2 separate regions of the Mus musculus genome follow, and region 2 is linked to region 1. The links are chromatin contacts, found by Hi-C or POLR2A ChIA-PET in ENCODE. All regions are on one chromosome and are shown on one strand. Each heading gives the region's core, a stretch centred on a gene start or an enhancer-like site at or near the end of the contact. The rest is flanking DNA. Distances are from core to core; before and after follow the strand shown.

The links. A loop is a pair of places that touch in the nucleus more often than their neighbours do. ChIA-PET counts read pairs that join two places held with the same protein, here RNA polymerase II (POLR2A).
Region 2: a loop to region 1 is called in a map of v-Abl transformed pro-B cells, with 3 times the contacts of the local background. The contact joins the enhancer-like site here to the promoter of Tle3 in region 1. A Hi-C loop is called at or near these places in 1 of 37 maps with a recorded cell type or tissue (v-Abl transformed pro-B cells). POLR2A ChIA-PET finds 5 or more read pairs at or near these places in 1 of 5 experiments (embryonic stem cell).

What each region holds. Positions count from the first base shown.
Region 1 is chr9:61,371,100-61,373,799 of GRCm38, forward strand. It overlaps Tle3 (transducin-like enhancer of split 3), which reads left to right and starts at 1,267. Exons shown (of 20, transcript NM_009389.2): 1 at 1,267-2,362. The coding sequence starts at 2,339.
Region 2 is chr9:61,163,635-61,166,334 of GRCm38, forward strand. No RefSeq gene overlaps it. Among named protein-coding and RNA genes, the nearest start is that of I730028E13Rik, 26 kb to the left of the region's middle. Within about 2 kb of position 1,342, at least 1 of the 3 ENCODE cell types and tissues checked has a DNase peak (open chromatin) inside an H3K27ac peak, as active enhancers do.

The sequences.
Region 1 (2,700 bases), core at 17-2,516:
CCAGGAGCGTGTGCTTGCGTGCAAGCTTGGTGGGAAAGCCGGGAGGGACCCGAGGACACCTGGGCGGCCCACTCGGCGTTGGTTCTCCGAGGCCGGCGGACCTAGGGTGGGCAGTGTGCCCTGACGTGACCCTTGTCTGCGAGCAGATGGGCCCCAGAGTCGAATATCTACGCCTCCTTGGGTGTCTATGCTGGTGACCAGGGACGCTCCAGGCTCGCAGTCGCTCTTCCACGGGTGGCTGCCGATGCATGTGCCCAGGCAGGCCATCAGGCCAAGAAACGGGGTCGGAACTCTGGGTCGTAGCCAGGAGGGCCCCAACTCCGTGCTTTCCCTTCTTCACCATCTCGGGCCCGGAGCACTGCTGAGGAACCCGCCTTGGCAAGGCTGCGGCCAGGACGTAGCTGTCCCCAAAGGGCAAGAGCCCCAAATGGGGCTAGCCGCACTACTGAGCCTGTTGTCCGCAGACTGCCAGGCCCTTCCATCTGCGCGGCCCGCCAAGCCAGAGTTCTCAGACTTCCCCCTCGCCGGCAGCCGCCTTGCATCAGAGGCGCTGTTTATTTGGCTTTCTGAAAAGAAGGGCGAATGAACAAAGGAGAAAAGCGGGGCGCCCAAGGGTGGGAGAGGGGGCAGAAACGGATAAAAGAAAGAGAAACTCAGTTTGGAGAACAGTCTTAGAGGTCGGAGGTAACTTTGGGTGCCAGCATTTTATCGGTCCTAAATCTTTTGAAGTGAAAACATTAAACTGACAAAGTGATTCTGTTTGTTTTATAGTATCTAATTGGGCTGCTTTGCAACCCTAATGAGATTAGAGGGGGGCAATCGTTCGCCGCCTCTGCAGAATCAACTGATCCATTACTACCAGCCACAGGTTTTAAGGATTGTACAGCTTGTCCTTTTTTCCCCCCCTTTTGTTGTTACTCGTTTTCTCCTTCTCCCCTCCCGCCAAATAATTATTTGCTAGTAGATCGTGGGAAAAAAAGAAGAAAAAAAACCTAGCAGCCCAGGACTATAATATATATCTATTTATTATATGTCTTTCGGTTAATTCCTGATGTGAGGAGCGCTGTTTTTCACTCCCAAGCGAAAGTCACCAGCGGGTAGGGCCTGATTGCTACTTTTCATGCATAGTTTTAGACACAAGAGGGCATTGTGACGTCGCGCCTGGCGGCGCCCAGTCGCAGTCCGAGTCCCGTGGCCCCACGTGGGAGCCTCGCACTCCCATTGGCCAACGCTAGGCGAAGCCGCCACATTATTTTGTTACTTTTCAGTCCCTATTTGGAACTGCTCTCGCGGCAGTTCAGACCTCGTGCTCGGCCCCCTTCGCCTGTCTGTGTGTGGTATCCGCAGGTCCGAGGCACTTTTTTTTTTTTTTGAGTGCGTGTACGTGTGTGTGTTGAGTGCGTGTGCTTGTGTGTTTTGGGGGTTTGTCGGGGCGCGGAGAGGAGAGCCAGGCTGGGAGGAAGGAAAGAAGCCGCAGAGCTCCCGGGCTCGGGCTACGTCTCCCCCTCCGGTGCTCTCCAGCCTGCGCGCTCCTAGGCGGCAGGACGCAGACCGCTCCTCGCCAGAGACGCGGCCGATCCACTTGAAAGCAGAGGACCCCTTCGCCGAGGCTTCCTATGCCGGCTGGAGTTAGGATGCCACGGCTCATTATTTGCACCGACTGAGCCCGGAGTTCCTCCTCGACCCTGGGAAGGGCTGGCGGCGGCGGCAGGAGCAGACGGAACAGCAGGCTCTCCTCTCCGAGGGGGGTGGGGGGGCGTCGAAGCGTCCTCGCTGGGCTCTAGCCCTCACCCACGGTCCTCAAGCCGTCACCTCGGTGGCCTGCTTCCTTTCTCTTCTCGCCGCGAGCTCCGGGCCCGACCGCCTCTGGGATCTGACCCGCGCGCCCCGGATGCTCCGGGCTGCCCAGACGCGCCCCCCTCCAGCCTCATCGTCCTGATTGACCCGTGAGGGGACAGGAGAATCCCCCTTCCCGCAAACCCCCGGCCTCGGGATTCCGCACTGGAGCCGCCAGGGAGCCGATGATGTCCACGCAGACCCGGCTTCTGACACTGTTCACGCAGCCGGGGGAAGGCGGCCGGCCGCAGCCGGCCGAGCCCTAGGCGCACAAAGCGCGAGCCCGCCGACGACTTTGCCGCTCGCTCCGCCGCTCTTTGTCTGCACTTGGGGCGCACGCCCGACTCTGGGATTTCGCTGCGAGAGCGGGCTGGGGGGGCCGGGGGCGAGCTCTCGGTTCCCCGGCCGCCCCCCGCTCGGGCTCGCCTCCCCCCTCCCCCGCACGTCCCCGGCTCGGGCTCTCAGCGCTTCCAAGCTCTCGGAATCGCGACCCCTCCCTGCCATGTATCCGCAAGGCAGACATCCGGTGAGTAATTGCAACTAGGCTTATTTAAGCATCTATCATGGCAGGGTAAACGAGGCAGTTTATCTAGCACCTCCATTTTGCTTGTTGCTACCTTTATGGTGCGCGCGCGTGTGTGCGCTCACACAAAGGGGCTGGGTGGGTGGGGGCGCCGTAGAGAGCCAAGGGTAATTGCGCTCGAGTGGCCCGGGCGGCCTGCGTTGGAGGGGGACGCTGGCTTCCGCCCCGGCCCCTCTCCTAAGTCTTCCAACTCGCGCTCTCGGCACTTGGCCGCCAGAGCCCTTTTGGCTTTGGGGGTGGTCGGGATGCCCGCTTCCGGGCCCCGTCGGGAGAGCGTTGAA
Region 2 (2,700 bases), core at 92-2,591, 210 kb before region 1:
CTGCCTCCAGCACCCAGGGCCATGCCTCCGCATCCAGGACGGACTGTATGAACTGTGAGCCCCAGCAACCCTTGCCTTCCTTAAGCGGCTCTTGTAGAGTATTGGTCACAGCCACATGGAAAGTAACAAGCCATGGGCCCGGCTTCCTCGATTTGTGTTGGACATTGTGAAACTCCGAAGCTAAGCCGCTGAAGGCACCCTTCCCCCTCCCAAGAGCTCTTAAGCCTGAGGTGCAGAGGACAGGACAGACAGCCTCAGGGAAGTTCTCATCTTTCTTCAATTAATACTTCTTGGAGAGTCTCGGCAGCGGGGCAGGAATTTGTTAAATTACATAAACATCATTGTGACCCGTAAAATTCAATGAATCTCGGCCTGTTTACCCGCGGCTGGCTTTAATGTTTGCACAGTGTAATTTAATGTGTCAATTTGCTCTCAAATAAAAAACATCTGGCCCTCTGACATGCCAAAGAAACTGGAGAGCTGATGTTCAAAATCGGTGCTGAGCTCCAATCCGGGACGACGCAACGGAGAGGGAGGGAAGGCACGAGGCTGAGGAAGGGAGGCCTGTGTCAGTCCCATCTACTTCTGGCCTCATGACAAACCCCTGTTTGCAAGTCTGGAAGACGCAGTAGATTTCATCCTAATTAGAATTAAGAAAAGCCAGGAAGAACACATACCATCTTTAACTGGCACCCGTTGTGCAATTAAATTTCCTGCGGCTGTCCCTGCCAATATTGACGTTCATATGATTGGATTTTTAACAATCTTATTATTTTGTAATTGAGAGGAGCAGGGAGAAATGACACTTCTCTGTGGCGATGAGCTTCATAGCTGGAGCACTGCTCCCTGCACTGGGGTTGTCTGCCTGGCCTGAGCTCCCTTCCCTGTGGATTCCCAGGTTGGAGCCGGAGGAAGGGATGGGAGCCAGTGCTTTCCCAGTGAGGTCATACCTTCCACACAACTTGGTTCTCCTCCACCGGATCCCCACACGGCTCAGGCTACAGGCAGAGGCAGGCTTGGCAAGGCAGGGTTGGGTTGGAGGCCTGGCCTACATAGAGCAGCTTAGGAAACTTGGTCTTCTTCTGAGTGACAGGTGAAGGCCAAGACCTTGGATGGGGACTACAGGACTCTGTGGATGAGTTCTTCCCTGGGACACGAAACTAGAGGGACACCTTGTCTGCTTCCATTTTCCGCCGTGCCCTTTCTTTCCCAGGATCTCAGGGTAGGTCTGGCCGAGGAGACTCAGGATGGTTTCCACTCCCCTATTTCTCACCCCTATAAACACTTGAGACATCCTGACGAAAAAGGGCCCGGCATGGAGCCTTGGCAGACACCCTACTGGAAAGAGCCCGAGTCTGCTCTGCCTGTGGAAGGCTGAGGTCACCACAAGTTCAGCCTTGCCTGAGCTGAGCAGAAGGCAGAGAGAGAGTCCTCCTTAAGGGAGTCCTCAAGAACTGCTTGGGCTAAGCAGCAGGCTGACGTTTCCCTCTGAGCTGTCAGAAGGGATTAGGCAGGCTGCTCTGTCAACACTGCTGATCCTCCTGCCCCCTCCAGGACAGCCAAGCCTCTTCCTTCAGATCCTTGGGAGCCTGGGCTTGTACCAGTCAAGTCCTTGACATTTCAGCATGGCTGGGGGAGCCCTGTGTTTGCCGCAATTGAGCCCTGGGTAATTACACATTTTCCTAAGTGGTTGCTGTTTTCCAAACCCAAAACGATTTTTGGGAGGAGGGTAAGAAAATGAGCTGTCTGTCTAGCATGTGAGAAACGGAAGACTGATGGGGAGGCTGAGAGGAGAGAGATAGAGCGAGTCAGAGAGAGACAGAGACAGACAGACAGACAGACAGAGACAGACAGAGAGGTCTCATGTGCACACATTGGAGATAAGGATCTAACAACAGTTGTCTTTCTTAGTCACTCACTCTACGTTGTACTTTAAATTATTTTATTTTAATATCATTTTGGTGTCCTTTTGTTTTTGTTGTTTGTTTGTTTGTTTGTTTCTTTTTGAGACATCATTTCTCTTATAGCTTTGGCTTGTTGGAACATGCTATACAGACCAGACTGGCTTTGAACTCATAGAGATCCACTTGCCTCTGCCTCCCACATGCTAGGATCAAACACAAGTACCACCACAGCTGACTTCCACCTTCGTTTTTGAGACAGGGTCTCTCTGAACTGGAAGCTAGTGGACTTGGATGAACCAGCTGGCCAGCAAACCTCAGGGATGCCCCTGCCTCAGTTTCCCCGGTACTGGGATAACTGACATGCCATCATGGCTGCTTGTTATGTGGATGCTGAGGATCTGAACTCAGGTACTCATGTGTGCATGACCAGCCCTCACCAACTGGATCACCTCTCCTAGGCCAGCAGTGGAGCTCTGGAGGTAGAGAAAACCCCACCCCAGTCAGAGCTTCAGGCTGACCCCTGAGATGGCCAGACAGCAACTCTGAGGAAACCCTCACTCCCCTCAGCTTGTGCCAGGTGCCAGACACTGGGGTGGCATCCAAGGACAGAACTGAGGAGGTCACAAATCTAGTCAGATGCTAACTGAACACCATGCAGGCTGCTAACTTCAACAAAACATCCTGAAACAATTGTCACTCGGTCCTACAGGTAGAGAGGAAACCAAGAGAAAAAAACAGAAGCTTTGAGGAGGACAAGGCAGGCTTCATGGAGGTGACTCAGAATCCCCAAGGACGA